Linked DNA regions of Homo sapiens: region 2 is linked to region 1. Evidence: chromatin loops called from intact Hi-C (ENCODE). Cell type or tissue: mammary epithelial cell. All regions are shown on one strand.

Region 1 (8,000 bases):
GGGCCTCCCTTAGCAACTGGCACATCTTCAATGAAGATTCTCTGTGCTGCACTGTCTGCTTTCTTCTTTCCTAGAGGTTGATCTGCAAACTTCTCTGCTTGGAAGGCTGACTCCGCCTTTGGGGCCCTGGTGAGTCCTTAGGAGGAAAAACGTGGCAGGCCTTCCACAGGCTCCCTCCTGGGACTGATGCACACACAGCGGTGAGGGAGGCAGGAGCCTTCCTTCTTAGTCTCAGTCTAAGTCACTTCTGTCCAATATGGTAGCCACTAGCCACATATGGCTATTTAAATAAACTAAAACAAAATAAAATAAAAAATACTGTCTTTTCTCTGTACTTTCTGCTCAGTGTTTCTGTAAACCTAAAACTGCTCTAAAAAGTGGTCTATGAATTTTTAAAAAATTTAATTCCTCAGTTGTCCTACATACATTTCAAGTGCTCCTAGCCACATAGCGACTGGTAGCTATTGTATTGGATGAATAAAGCAGATGTAGACCATTTCCATCATTCTGGAAAGTTCTATGGAACAACTTTGATCTCAGTAATAGTGTACCCTTCTGGACTAATCCTTACATGTTCCAGAGCAAAGAGAAACTATTCATTCATTCAGCAAATATTTACTCCTTGCCAGAATTGTTCTGGGTGCCTAGGATTTCGCTGGGACAGACATACTTCTGCCCTTGTGAAGTTTATGTGCTGGTACATCATAGGTGTTACATAGATACAAATGGAACATGACTATGGGGAAAAAGAAAGCAGGTGAAGGAAAATAGAGAAGGCTGGGTGCTGGGGTAGTGGAGAGGGTTCTATTTGATAAAGGGTATTCAGAGAAGGCTCACTGAGGAGGTGACAGATGGCAGAGCGGTGGCCTGAAGGAAGGGAATGAGGGAGTATGCCTTGCAGATTTCTGTAGCAGAGAATTCCAAGCAGACGGGGCTGTAGTGCAAATGTCATGAGGTTGGAGCATGCTGCTCATTTTGAATAGAGTAGTGACATGGTCTGGTTTAGGATGTAACAGGATCCCTCTGGCTGTGAAGTGGAGAGTACGGGATGCCACAGAGTGACCAGTAAGAAGGTTGGTGCCACATCCCGAGTGAGAGGTGATGGTGGCTTGGACCAGGGAGGTAGCCTTGGGAGAGGTGAGACGTGGTCAGATTTCGGGCGATACCCTGAAAGTAGAGCAGGCAGGACTTGCTGCTGGATTCACGTGGCATGAGAGAAAGAGGAGTTGAGGATGATGAGAAGGATAGAGTTTGCAATTATGGAAATGGGGTAGATGGCAGAAGGAGTGGTTATGCAGGGACGATAATCAGTATAGTTGTGGAAATAGCAAGTTTGAGATGCCTACTAAATATCTGAGTGTTGATCTCTTTATATGAGTGTATTCATTCAACACGTATTTGCTGGGCTCCAATACATATCCAGGACTCAGTCATTTGCATATAAGAGATGAGCATAACTCCTTATTTTCAACTTTCTCTAATTGATCCATTAAAAAATAAACATCTTTTTTTTCCTTTGTTCTTGCACCAGCTTGTACTTTAAACTCTATATTTAGCAGAGCACTGGGATGACTGACTTGGTCCCTTGATTCTACTTTTTTTTTTTTTTTTTTTGCAGTTCACCTAGTTCACAGCCAGACACTTTGCTGGGTTGCAGAGACACTAAGAACATAAAATGCCAGCCCGGCCCTTGATAAGCTGACAGCCAGTGGGAGTTGCTAAGGCACAGGACAAAGCACATGGGCTTTGGGCCCATCAAACCTGATTCATGAAACTGGCTCTACCGCTCACGAGCTCCTTAGCCTGGGGCCACACACTTAACCTCTCTGAACTTGTTTGCTCATCTGTATAATGGAGCACCTGACACCCAACTCACAGGACTGTCAGCAGGATCAGAGAAAATGCGTATACATTCACCTGCACAGTACCTGATATATGTAAGTGCTTATTTAATACATGGTGGTTAGCATTAACTTTACTGTTACCAAATGAAACAGACACATAACAGGAAAAATTATCATATATATTGTGTTAGGCACTTTTAAAAACAGATCTGAATAAAGTGTTAGGAGACAGGATAGCAGAGGGTAGGAATATGGGCTTTGGAGATAGATGTTGATTCCAAACCTAGCACCTCCATTCATGCAGTGAGTTGACACTGGGCAAGTGCCTTGGCATTTTGATTTGTAAAATGGGCACAATTACCTATTAGTACCAACTCACAGGTATATTGCTCATTTTTCTTTTTTTAAAGAGATAGGATCTGACTCTGTCGCCCAGGCTGGAGTGCAGTGATGGGATCATAGCTCACTACAGTCTTGACTTTCTGTACTCAAGCGATCTTCCTGCGTAGCTGGGACTACAGACACATGACACCGTGCCTGGCTAATTTTTGTACTTTTTGTAGAGATAACATCTTGATTTGTTGCCTAGAGTGGCCTCAAAACTCCTGGCCTCAAGTGATCCTCCCACCTTGGCCTCCCAAAGGGCTGGAATTACGGGTGTGAGACACCTCACCTGGCCTGGAATGTTGTGAATGTAAAGGGGATGACACATCATACAAAGGGATTCACACTTTTTTTTAGCTATAGGGCTTGCTCAATAAGTGTGCATTGCTGCTATTTCCACAGGAACACAGGTGGCCAAAGAAACCTCTTAAGAGGGAAAAAATGAATCACGGGGAATATGCTCATATAAGAAATTAGGGAAAGAAAAGAAAGAAAAAAAAACAAAGCCTTTTTTTTTTTTTTTTTTTTTTTTGCTGGGTATAGGAAGGCATCCCAGGCTGCTTCATCATTGCCCTGTCCAGTTCTGACAAATATCTTTGACATCCCCAGAGAGAACACTGAGGCCCTTCAAGATTTTAAATTCTCTGAGAAGTCTTCAAAGGTCTACTTTGACTGTAGTAGAAGAGTGACTGGTATCTTCGGAATGGTTTTGAAGTTCAGTGGTAAACATGTCTTTTGGGCTGTATTTTTATCAAGGAACATGTAAATATACCAGCGTGCCCTCTCCCTAAGTCCCCAGGAGCCTTGATGTTTTCCTAGATGTCAACTCCAGCACTTCCGTGAGTGGTAGAGGCAGTGGATGCTCATTCTAAACAAGGTGGTGCAACCAGTTTGTTGTAGGTGTAGTTTTCCTGAACTGGTAAATTGTCCAAAACTTTCACTGACTGTGCAATCAGTCACTCCTTGTGCTACTTGCAGACTTGGCTTGTGGCCTGACCTACTTCACGTTTACACAGGCCCGAAGCTTGCCTGCAAACATCATCGGGGAGCTAGAGATGACGGGCAAGGAGTGATTCATTTCTTTGGCCGTGAGTTGCTTAAAGCAACTCATTTGCGTGCTTGGGGTAACCCCCTTCAAAGTTAAGCAGGCAAGGTGAGCCTTGCTCCATCTGCCCTCAGTAAAGAGATGGCATCCTGCTGGTTATCTTGCTGACATAGCTGGTCCTGCTTAACCAGGTGAGGCAGAGTGTGAAGAGCTTCTTCTGGCGATCAGGCAGACCTGGTTATGAACTCCGATTCTGCTACTTAGTACCTGTAGCCAAATTACTCAAGTCTCTCTGCTTCTCTAGTTCCTCTCTTGCAAAATGATTTATGAGTGGATTAGGTCTATAGATGGCAACATTGTCATGAAAGACTGTTGTATGGATCGAACACACAATAATCTATGCCCAATACCTGTTAAATAGATATTAATAAACTCATATTTGCTGACTGTGTGCCAGGCACTGCTCTAAGCACTTCACATTTATCAACTCATTTAATCTTCCTAACAAGTCCATGAGGTTATTATTGTCCCCATTTTACAGATGTGGAAACTGAGGCAGAGCAGTGTGGTCACTTTTCCAAGGTTACACAGTTAGTAAGTGGTCAACCTGGTATTTACAGGATGGCAGACTCCAAATTTCATGTCCTTAATTACAGTTAATACGCCCTTTCAATAAATGATCCCTGTTAGAATTTTATCAAGCCAGTCTTTACTGGGTGTCCTTGTGAGTTTGAACACCACTAGGAATCCGGAAATAACCCCAAGCTTGTCTTTTTCCTACTGTGGAAATAAGTGACTGATCTCCGGCCATCAAGATCTGTATAATTCTATACACTTATTTATAGCAAGACATAACTAAATTCCTCCCACTCAGTCTCTCTCTCTCTCTCTTACCCCCAGAGGGCCTTTCAGTAGCTTATTTGGAGTGAACACCATCCAGGGAAAAAAAATTAGTTAAGAAAAACAGGAATTAAGATGTCAAGACAGATTGCCGACAGGACCTTTGATCTGACCAGAAATAAATATAAAAGAAGCTGCTGAGAAGTCTCTTGCCTGATTTCCATCTAAACCACTAGAAGTCAGACCCAATTCCTGCGGCTTCAGCCTGGCCCCAGGACTCGTGAGGACTGGGGTATGATCTCCACTTCGCAAGGGGAAGCCAGTGGCTCTCTAAATCTTCCTAGAGTGCCCTGTGTCCTGAGGATGGGGTTGGGCGGGGGAAACATCCATTGAAATCAGGATGGAAGAAAAGTTCCTGAGGTGAGTGTGATTTGGTGGGGCAGTGGAAGATGAAGCTCATTGACAATGGGTTTTACCATTTGGGAAATGGTAGCAAGTGTAGCAGGCATTTGCTCATCCCTTCCCATGTACCAGACACTGTGCTAAGTACTTGGATGCCTCATCATACTTCACCATCACAGCTACCCTAGGAAGTATGGAGTATAATTATTTCCCTTTTATAGATGAGAAAACTGGGGTTCAGAGTGTCTTATCAGGCTGCCCAGGGCCATAATAACTAAGGCACAGCAGGGCAGAGATTTGAATCCAGGTTTTATGATTCCAATAGCTGCTCATTTAACCAGTAGTCGGTTCTGAAATAATGACTGGAGCCTAGAAAGTTGAGTTTCTCAAAGGAAATTTTCTAGTTTGCTAATTTGGTTCTAGAGCTGCAGGATTATAGGGGCAGCAAAATGAATATTGCCATTTATTGAGTACCTGCTGTGTGTCCAGTATCATAGGAGAGATTTTCGAGGGTCAAAGAGGGGTATACAGGCCAGGACTTGGGGAAGGAGTGAGTGAAGGACAGGGAGGATCCAGAGATGGCTTGATTAATAGGTGATGTGGATGCTGCTTGCTGAACCATTCACCAGATTAGGACACTGAAAGAAAATACCTGGGGGTGAGCTGGTGAGGAGATACTGTGATTATCCTCCCAGCAGCCATTCCCTTTATTTCTTACAAACAGATTTTGCCCCTGCTTTGGACTGTTCTCTAAAAGTGAGCCTGTGACCCAATTCTAATCAATGAGACTTGGATGGAGGCTATGATGACTCTAGAAATGTTGCTTTTTTATTGATCGAAGGACAAAGTGATCCTAGAAAAAGGCCTCGCCTCTCTCCTAGACTTTCTACCTCTGACTGAGCTCATGATGCTTGGAGCTGTGGCTACCATTTTGAAGGCGTGAGTTGATGAACAGGAAGGGAAGTGAATGCGTTGAGCTTGGGGGAGTAGATGAATGGGGAGGGCTTACCTTGATGTCCAGTGGAGTGGCTGCCCCAAACCTGGAAAGCAACCGCCTGTCTATAGATGTCTGAAGATGTCCAAATTAAACATCTCCAAGGTTTAATGCAAGGTGAGCTGGCTTTTCTGTTAATTGTATCTGAAGGCATCCTAACTGATGCTGATGTAAGTTTAGTCTCTGGTCTTTTAAGCATTGGAAGTCCCTGTGAAAACTTCCTGATCATGATTTAAAAGAAAAAAGAAAAGAAAAGAAAAAAGAGAGAAGTGGCAAAAGGGGAAGGTGGAGGCAAACTGTTCACTGTGCTGGGAGAACAGAGTGAGGAGGTTTGAATGTGGTTGCTGGAACTGAATGATAAAAGGCTTTCGAACGATCCAAATCTAGAGCCTCCCAAATAATAGCAATGTAGAAATTGGCCATCTGAGTCAATGTCTGGTTCTCACTCAGGCCAGACCAGGACAAAACACTTTTCCTACTGCCTTGAGAAAGCATGGGCATCTCTCCCTTGGTATCTTTTCTCAGCATGCAAGTTTCAGATGCCAGGACCGTCACAATGAGGGGAGAGGGTTCATGAAATCATGCCCAGCCAGGAGCAGTGAAGCTAAGACTAGGAACCTGGGTAGAGGGAGCTTTTCTGATTTTAGGGCTCCTCCCTACCAGCTGGCTGGAGTTGGAGATACTCTCAGCAAGGGGGCTTTGCCAGCATGAGTAAAACCAGTTTCCTCTGTGCTGTGCTCCCAGGCAGCCAGATGCAATTTACTCTCCACCTCTACCCTTCCTTGCATCCCATCTGCAAGCATTTGAGTGTCCTCTAGTTATGGGGATCGGAGACCTGACCTCTTCCTCCCTCTCTCTTCCTCTTCCCTCCCTCTTTCACTTCCTCCTGCGACATCTGAGAGGGGCTAGCATCCTGGTTTGTCACAGTTGCAACCTTTGAAAGTCTTCCCCGCCCGATCTCCTTCTCCACTTCACTCCCCCATCCCTGGTTCGAATACTTTCCCGAGTACCCTCCTATTTGGCACCAGATGTTAGAGGTTACAAACCGGCCGCCCTAGCTTTTACATCCTCCCTTATTTTACTTGCCACCTGTCTTTCCGAGACTCTGCCCACAATCCCCCACCCCCATCCTGGCGTGTGTGTGCTGACCTCCACGTGCTCCCAAATCAACTGATTGCACCGGAATCCACTTAAAGGTGAAAGGATAAAGCAATTTTCTTCAAGATGTGGCCTAAACTGTTTAGTCTTGGAGGTCTCCAAAGAGCAGAAATGAAAGGTCCCCCCACCCCCACCTCTGTCCCAGAGAGCCCAATCTGGGCTTGCCTCCGTCTGGGTAATTTGGAATAGCTTAATCTTCTGTCTCTGGGCAGGTTTGTCAGACCTCTGCAGAATTAGGCCCATAATGCACGGGCAGTGTCGGTGATTGCCTGGTTCACTGACTTGAAAATTAAAAGAAAAAAAAAAGCCTAAAAACTGTAATAATCAGTCGTTTCCACATCGGAAAGTCTGGAGGCATCAATCCGAAAGGAGAAAGATGTAATGCATTAATCTGACATGAGGACAATGGGCTGTGACTTTATATATTTAATTGTTAAGTGAGGTGATTGTAAACTGGGGTTGGAACCAAAGGACAGACGTCTGCTCTCAGTGTACTCCACTGCCAAAGCACACACGGATGGATTTGGCCCTCGAATATTTTTGATTGAGGAATGTTGGACTGGGACTGTCTAAAGGGCAGGAAGGTGGGGTCTGCATGCTCAGAGGTTCCAGGCTCCAGAATTATTACACAGACCCAGACTCAAATCCCGGCTCTTCTCCCTATTCACTGTGGCCCTTGGACAAGTCACCTCTCCTCTCTGAGCCTCAGTTTCCTAAAAAACCTGCTGTGAGAATTGATGGGGTGAAGCAGTTAGCATGCACTTGGCGCCTGCTGCGTGATGTTAATATTAATTAGCTTTAAGGTTTGCCTTCCTGGCCAGGGTGTTGAGGTGTGATACACATGGAAGGACAAGAGAGCCAGAGAGGTTTTATCTTCCTCATAGGAGTGGTTTTAGGTTCCCTGTGTCTCCAGTCATGTTTCTAAGCAGTCCGCAGGGCACACCGCTCTGGCTGAACACAGCTCCAAGCAGAGCTCCATTGTAATCACCTGGTGGCTTGTCTGTTTCCACCAGGAGACAGTGAGCTTCCTGGGGGAAAAAGCCATGTTGAGCTTGCTCAATAGTGTAATCTCCAAGCAATTAATTCACATAGTGAATAAGTGTGACTTTGAGCAGGTGACTTTATTGGAGCCTCAGTTTTTCCAGCTGGAAAATGGGACTCAGTGTAGTACTTTCCCATAGGAGTATGGTAGGAATTGAATTAGACAATCCCTGAGCAGTGCTTGACACATAGTGAGTACTCAATGCATGTTAGCTGTGTTACTATCATGATTATTCTAGTTGTCCTCAAAGAGCCGTCCCTTGTGTCTCAGACGTCCCAGTTCCAACTCTCC
Region 2 (8,000 bases), 710 kb after region 1:
ATTTAAAAAATTATTCCTACTAATTTATGTCCTCCGGCTTCCCCTTGGTTACCTCTGTGGGGTAAACTGAATCTGTATCCCCATTTAACAGGTGCAAGGAGATTTCCTGGGGGCTGCACACACTGTGTGCAGCATATTGCAGGCTTTCACTCATTTAATATCTACAAAGTCCTCAATAAGTATATGAATTACTTATGATTTCCCTGTTTTTTCTTCCTATAAGGAAGCTGAGGCACAAGTTAATCAAAGTCTCTTGGCCTAGGGTGACACAGCTAAGATTTGTACCTAGAGATTTCTGAGTGTTGACTTCTCTCCTGCCCCCACCTATCTCCCCCCCCAAAAAAAAAAACACAACAACAACAACAACAGAACATACCAGGGATTCATGGCTTGCCCAATGTTGGAGGGGGAGAAGAGAGGAGAGGGATGAGATAAGCTCCTCCCACCCGGCTGACTCGCTGTGTGTCTCTTTTCTCACCCCAGGGCCTGGCCATGTCCCCTTTCGGAAGCCTGTTCCCTTACCCCTACACGTACATGGCCGCAGCGGCGGCCGCCTCCTCTGCGGCAGCCTCCAGCTCGGTGCACCGCCACCCCTTCCTCAATCTGAACACCATGCGCCCGCGGCTGCGCTACAGCCCCTACTCCATCCCGGTGCCGGTCCCGGACGGCAGCAGTCTGCTCACCACCGCCCTGCCCTCCATGGCGGCGGCCGCGGGGCCCCTGGACGGCAAAGTCGCCGCCCTGGCCGCCAGCCCGGCCTCGGTGGCAGTGGACTCGGGCTCTGAACTCAACAGCCGCTCCTCCACGCTCTCCTCCAGCTCCATGTCCTTGTCGCCCAAACTCTGCGCGGAGAAAGAGGCGGCCACCAGCGAACTGCAGAGCATCCAGCGGTTGGTTAGCGGCTTGGAAGCCAAGCCGGACAGGTCCCGCAGCGCGTCCCCGTAGACCCGTCCCAGACACGTCTTTTCATTCCAGTCCAGTTCAGGCTGCCGTGCACTTTGTCGGATATAAAATAAACCACGGGCCCGCCATGGCGTTAGCCCTTCCTTTTGCAGTTGCGTCTGGGAAGGGGCCCCGGACTCCCTCGAGAGAATGTGCTAGAGACAGCCCCTGTCTTCTTGGCGTGGTTTATATGTCCGGGATCTGGATCAGATTCTGGGGGCTCAGAAACGTCGGTTGCATTGAGCTACTGGGGGTAGGAGTTCCAACATTTATGTCCAGAGCAACTTCCAGCAAGGCTGGTCTGGGTCTCTGCCCACCAGGCGGGGAGGTGTTCAAAGACATCTCCCTCAGTGCGGATTTATATATATATTTTTCCTTCACTGTGTCAAGTGGAAACAAAAACAAAATCTTTCAAAAAAAAAATCGGGACAAGTGAACACATTAACATGATTCTGTTTGTGCAGATTAAAAACTTTATAGGGACTTGCATTATCGGTTCTCAATAAATTACTGAGCAGCTTTGTTTGGGGAGGGAAGTCCCTACCATCCTTGTTTAGTCTATATTAAGAAAATCTGTGTCTTTTTAATATTCTTGTGATGTTTTCAGAGCCGCTGTAGGTCTCTTCTTGCATGTCCACAGTAATGTATTTGTGGTTTTTATTTTGAACGCTTGCTTTTAGAGAGAAAACAATATAGCCCCCTACCCTTTTCCCAATCCTTTGCCCTCAAATCAGTGACCCAAGGGAGGGGGGGATTTAAAGGGAAGGAGTGGGCAAAACACATAAAATGAATTTATTATATCTAAGCTCTGTAGCAGGATTCATGTCGTTCTTTGACAGTTCTTTCTCTTTCCTGTATATGCAATAACAAGGTTTTAAAAAAATAATAAAGAAGTGAGACTATTAGACAAAGTATTTATGTAATTATTTGATAACTCTTGTAAATAGGTGGAATATGAATGCTTGGAAAATTAAACTTTAATTTATTGACATTGTACATAGCTCTGTGTAAATAGAATTGCAACTGTCAGGTTTTGTGTTCTTGTTTTCCTTTAGTTGGGTTTATTTCCAGGTCACAGAATTGCTGTTAACACTAGAAAACACACTTCCTGCACCAACACCAATACCCTTTCAAAAGAGTTGTCTGCAACATTTTTGTTTTCTTTTTTAATGTCCAAAAGTGGGGGAAAGTGCTATTTCCTATTTTCACCAAAATTGGGGAAGGAGTGCCACTTTCCAGCTCCACTTCAAATTCCTTAAAATATAACTGAGATTGCTGTGGGGAGGGAGGAGGGCAGAGGCTGCGGTTTGACTTTTTAATTTTTCTTTTGTTATTTGTATTTGCTAGTCTCTGATTTCCTCAAAACGAAGTGGAATTTACTACTGTTGTCAGTATCGGTGTTTTGAATTGGTGCCTGCCTATAGAGATATATTCACAGTTCAAAAGTCAGGTGCTGAGAGATGGTTTAAAGACAAATTCATGAAGGTATATTTTGTGTTATAGTTGTTGATGAGTTCTTTGGTTTTCTGTATTTTTCCCCCTCTCTTTAAAACATCACTGAAATTTCAATAAATTTTTATTGAAATGTCTTTGGGCCTTGTGTTAAATGTTTTTTCTTTGGGAACCTTTCCTGAAGATGGACAGTCAGGGGAGGGTTTAGTATCTTCTTGTTCTGAGTTTACCCCCTTCCCTTCGCCTTTAAATAATTAAGACCGCCCCCAGCGAACCAAAATGAGATGTCACTCAAGTTACAAAGCTAAAAACAAAAGTCCCTTACTTGAGCGAAGGGAGCCACTTCAATCTGAAATTACTTTTCCTTTAAATTAGGGAGCAAAGCAGGGAGACGGAAAGGGGCCTGATGAGAATACAGAAAGAAGGGTAATTTCAGATACTTTTAAGTTTTAATGGAAAAAGACTGATGTGCTCCCTAAGTCAGGTTTTCCCACCCGAATCCGACCAAAAGTAAGCTCGGCAAGTACGAATGTTTTTCGTTTTAAGCTCGCCCTCAGTTTTGACATCAATCTGGCGAATCCAAGTCGAAAATACCTTCTTGCACCAGTGTGTTTGGCTCGGGGAAAAGGCCAGCAGAATGCCCCAGCAGTCCGAGCGGGCTTGGCTAGGCAGCAACCCTCCAGGTTGTAGAAGTGGACAAGACGCAACGCCTTTCCACTCGGCAACCCCCCACACAGCCTGCAGTCCCTGGTGCCTCAAATTGAACCCGGCTGGCCCAAGGCGCCCCTACGAGGCCCCATCCATCCCGAGTTGTGCGTGCAAAGCGCGGCCAGCTCCGCGAAAACTTAGCTGTGTCACGCGAGGGAGGAGGGAAATTATCCCCGAAAGGGGAAAGGTAATTCCAGGGTGCACATTTCACCCCCTCCACGGCAAAAGTCACCCAGGAGGCTGACATCCTCCCCTAGTCTCCCCTTCAAACCCGTCTCCAGGCTGTTCGGGGAGTTGCCTTTTGAAGTTCAATTTATCTTTGAAACATTCAATAAAAAATGATGAGGCACTGTCAGTCTTTTGGTCTCCCGACCCCCAGCCTCGCCTCCGAGGTGTGTGTCTGTTGGGGGGCGGGGGCGGCACGGGAAGGTTCGAGGGTTAGTCCTTAGCCCTTTTCTTGCCCTGGGGGCCATGACGTGAAGACCCAGCTGGAGCCTGCCTGGCGGCTGCCTCCCTCCCCACCCCCCACCCGCCACCCCCTGGAGCCCGCCAGCCCGGCCCCAAGTCCCTGTCACCTTCAGGCCTCTTGAATGACCGGAGAGGAGGACGCCCCCTCCCTTCCCTCATCCTGTACTTGGAAGGGATCGAGGTCGAGACCTTTTGGAGAGCGGGGCAAAGCCCCTTCCATCTCTGGCCAGGCACGTGGGGACCCCTACAGCCTCCTCTGCGATGTCTCCGGGGGTGGGAGGGAAGACAGACAACCAGAGTATGTTGGTGCGGAGTCGCGGGGGGGGGGAGGGGCGGGGTGCGCTGCGGGGGTGGCAGGGCCTGAGCTGAGACGGGCCCTGGGGACCTTTGAGGCTGGGGCTCCCCCGAGGACTGGGAGATTTCCAGGGCGCGCTCCTTCTGCGCAGCGGCTACAGCCTGAAGGGGGCAGCTCTGGATCCAGCGACAACGCGCGGTGTCCGCGCCTCTGAGAAGGTGGTAGTTGGCTGGTTGCGCTCTCCCGAATTGGGGAAAAAAGAACTCAGCCTCCAAAAGGGAAGAAATGCTTTGCTTTTCTCTTCTTTCTCAGTCCAAATTTGCTTACCTCCTCCCTTCTCTCCCCCCGCCCCCGATTTGGGGACCCTGCTCAGACTTGTGTCCAGCCTCTCTTACTGGCGTTCCTCTTTTTTTTTTTTTTTTTTTTTTAATCTCCTGTGTATCTCATTTGTATATTGTGATGTTAATGAGTAACTCCTGTAGCGCTGATGGGCGGGGGGTGGAGGGGATGAACGGCTCGCAGTCTCTCTGGATTTTGCTGCCTATTACTCACCTGGCGCCGGTCGCAATCTCGCCGCAGGCTTTATGGTGGCTGCGGCCGCCCCAGAGGCCACTCAGGGCAGGCGCCTTCGCCTTTTTTCTGGGCTTCGAGTGCCACCTATCTGTCTCGTCTACGAATGCGTCCAGGTCGCCGCAGCTGGCTCGGCACCCCAGCGCCTCCCGGGTTCCGGAACTTGGGCGCTTCGCCTTCGCCCCTTCTCATCCCCACCACTCCCAGCCCCACTCCCCTCCTCCTCCGTCCCCAGCCCCATTCTCAGCCTCGGAAGAAGCTGCCTTCCCCTCTTTCCTGGATATCACTTTCACTCCCGTTTGTGCCTCAGATGAGAAAAACAGCCCTGCCCTCCTCTGGGTTTCCAAAGAATGTTAGAAAATTCAGTGCGGGAACCCTGGCTCGTAATTCTCTGGACAAGTTCCTTGCTGCTTGTAGAAATCTCTAGACCCTTGTTCTGGACCCCGCCTGGCGGGGGATAACCTGAATTCGCGATGGGTCGATAGAGAAAGGATACCTCCTTCCCCAACATACACACCTCAAATTCTGCCCTGGGGACAACTTGCCAGTACCAGGATGCTCTCTTTTTTACTCCACAACTTTGGAAGTTTTTGTTTTTTAACCTGGCCGCGTCTACAAGGACAAAGGCCATGACTCGCGGGAGCAGCAGTCCCTACGAGGGTCAGCTACCGCAGCCTGCAGGGCCCAGCACCTTCGTGACTTGTAGATTTAAGGTGACAAATGCGGGTGCCGGTCAGAGGCCTCCAACCCCTGCCTGTCGGGAAGGTCGGCTCCAGTCCTGGCTGCGCCCTGGAGTCTGAGACCCGCGGAGGGGAGGGGATGGGGTCGCCTTTTGCTGTGCTTTGAGCCGCGGGTGAAGGCGTCCGGGTTCCTGCTGACCTCCCGGCGCTAATTGCAGGGGCCGAAGGGCGCGCTCGGGCAGAGGCAGGGGTCACGACCTTGCGGCTCCCTCCTCCCGAGGTCCCGGCAACCTGAAGGAGCCGGGTGTGTGCAAGAGGGCGTGTGTGTGTGCGCGCTCGCGCGATTAGGGCCTCTCTCTAGATCTGCGCTGTTCTGGGACCCACTCTTTCTTTGTGGGGACAGTTCCTGACGTGTAGGCCCTTAAAAAAATTTCCATCCAAGAAGGAAAACCCAGATTCTGACCTTTCCCCTAAGCCAGCAGACAGACAGCCGCCTTCAGGCCGCTACGAGAGGCTTGCAACGCTTCACGACAGCGCGCTTTCTGCCTCGCTGGTTTCCAATGTGACCTCACGGCAACCAGCCAAGAAAGTGGCTGTCGGGGTGCAGCTGCGAGGCCGCCAGCGGCGACCTGGGTTCTTCTGTAGGTAGCCCAGTATAGACTCCTATCTAAGGGTAGCTCTTGGGTGTCTGCATTCTGGGGCCAGGAGCTGCAGGTGTTAGAAGGATATGTGTATGTTTGCGTGTAGCTGTGCGTGCTCCATCTGTAGCTGTCTCTTCCAATTTGGGTTTAGAAGTTCATGCGCAAGACAGTTCCGGATGTAGATGCATTTGGTTGTTTTATAATCAAGATGCGTATAATCAAGAAGTATATGTTGCAGATGTCGGAGTTCAAAGTACACGAAACAAGAATAATATAAATACTTGGCATACAAGGGACACGTGCACAAGCCAGGCACTCGGTGAAGCACCCCATAAAAGTGACCCCCGTTAGCCTTCACAGTTAACCCCATAAACGATATATGATCTTTATCTCTGTTTTACAAGAGAGGAAACTGAGGCATAGACCATTAAATCACTTACCCAAGATCCTCTGGGGGAAATTATGGAGCCAGGATTCAAACCGAAGTGGGCTCCAGGATCCACTGTAATTCCCTTTCCTAATTCAGCTGAAGGTGTACGTACCTGCGGCGCATATGTCCCGGATTTACAGAAATCTGAGGGGATGTTCCGGATTTTGGAGTGTGCCGCAGGCTTTTTTTTTTTTTTTTTTTTTTTTTTTTTTTTTTAATACGAGAACGTTCAAATTTCTTTGTGCATCTGTCGTGCTATGTAAAAGGACAGCTTTTATTTCAGCATCCCCCTCCCCGGCCAACCCTCTTGTGTGTCCTGGGACACCCGTCCCAGCTAAGACCGCGGTTTTGGGGCCTTTGTTCCCCGGTAGAGGAAGAGAGAGGCTGAATGGGGGACGCAATACTCTATTTAAAAATGCCTGCGGCGGGGCACTGAAGCTGATCGCGTTCTGGTCCCGATCTGAACCGCGAGGGAAACCGCGGGGGAGAGGAAATTCCAACAGCGCTGGCGTACGCCGGGGCCCGCAGGGCGACCACCAAGCTGACGCCGGGGTTTCCCTCTCCCGCGGGGTCTGGAACCAAGACTGGGGCTTTGGGTGTCTGAGGCTTTCTCTGCTGGCCTCAGATCCTCCCCCGCGTCCCTAGCATTTGCTATGTTCTGTCTACCCAGGCGCCAAGGCCGAGCGCAGTCCGGGGACTGCAGGTGGAGACGCCGCAGGCAGAGAGATCTTCGCTCTTTCTGGGTTCAACCCTGCCCAGCTTCCAGGAACCTATGACATTTTAGTTTTTTCCGCCCTCTCACTTCCAACGTTTTGGCCCCAGCTAGAAGCCCAGGGGTTCAGCTGGTGGAAAGAAGGATTCTACAGAGAAGCCGGCGAAGGGGTGCTGAGGGTGCAGCCCCGCGAAGGAAAAGCGCTGCCTGGTTACCCGGCAGTGCGGCCCAGGTTCCCGCAGCCTGGACAACTGCAGGCCCCACGGCCCTAGAGAGCCAGAGCTTGGGTCTGGCTGCACACTGGGTAGGGGTGGAAATAACTGGCTTGAGTAGGGAATAGCGCCTGCCCCCAAAACGTAAGGCGCTTCTGTCCCGCGGCTGGGGTGAATTCTGACGGCCTTTGGGTCCCGGGTCTCCCCAAAGCAGTGAATGAGACTCAGGCGCAGCCTCTGGAATCGGGGGGCGGGGGGCGCAAAAGAGAGGAGGGTTTTGTGGGGGTGGGACCCAACCAGTTGGAATCTGTACGGCTACTGTCCGGGCGGTCCGGCTCTTCCCCTCACCATCCCCGACCCCCACCATCGCCCCCCCACCCCCCCGCCCCAATTCCAGCGCTCCCAGTCAGCCTGTCTCTTTGAGCTTTTGAAATGCGATCCCCGCGCCACTTCGGTTTCCCGCTAATGACCCGGGCTCTGGTTTCGGGTTGGGGAATTGCACCCGGAGGACAGACTCGCTTCCCCAGGCCCGCACAGCCAACTCTCGCCTAGGTCCTCTTCGCGCCCGCGCGGCGGGCCCAGGAAGGTGCACCCTTTGCCTCCCAAATGTCCCCAAAGCGTCAAGAACACCGCAGGCACAGAACCCACAGTCGGGCGCGAACTTTTTTCCTAACGCTTTTGCGCATTGTCCACCCCAGTCCCGAACGCGGGCATCGTTGACAAAACTTTTTTTTTTTTTATGCCGGGACCGGGCGCCCTTCACTCGCGCAGAAGCGCCAGCTGTCTCCGGTCGTTACCTTAGTCACCCTCAACCTCCAACCCTCCCAACCCAGGCATACAGCCGCAGTGGGAGCCTGTTAGAAGCACCAGCGCTGAATATGTATCTGCCA

What was found. Hi-C counts contacts between places; a loop is a spot of excess contacts. Peaks named below come from ENCODE experiments on the same cell type or tissue, not always from the same donor. Only the 100,000 strongest peaks of a DNase experiment are listed, where the experiment ranks them.
Region 2: it touches region 1 in a loop (8-fold over the local background); 8 of 110 quality-filtered maps call a loop at or near these places.

The regions. Positions count from the first base shown.
Region 1 is chr12:115,379,119-115,387,118 of GRCh38, reverse strand. The region is part of intron 3 of LOC105370003 (a long non-coding RNA gene); the gene reads left to right. Among named protein-coding and RNA genes, the nearest start is that of LINC02463, 500 kb to the left of the region's middle. In mammary epithelial cell, no CTCF peak of the experiment used is centred here; DNase peaks (open chromatin) are centred at 2,578 and 3,248; H3K27ac peaks cover 1,277 bases.
Region 2 is chr12:114,664,786-114,672,785 of GRCh38, reverse strand. It overlaps TBX3 (T-box transcription factor 3), which reads left to right. Exons shown (of 7, transcript NM_005996.4): 7 at 484-2,531. The coding sequence ends at 945. Among named protein-coding and RNA genes, the nearest start is that of TBX3-AS1, 14 kb to the left of the region's middle. RefSeq lists enhancers at 155-714, 715-1,275. In mammary epithelial cell, CTCF peaks have their summits at 4,030 (motif pointing right) and 4,526; DNase peaks (open chromatin) are centred at 485, 2,955 and 4,425; H3K4me3 peaks cover 3,082 bases; H3K27ac peaks cover 4,249 bases.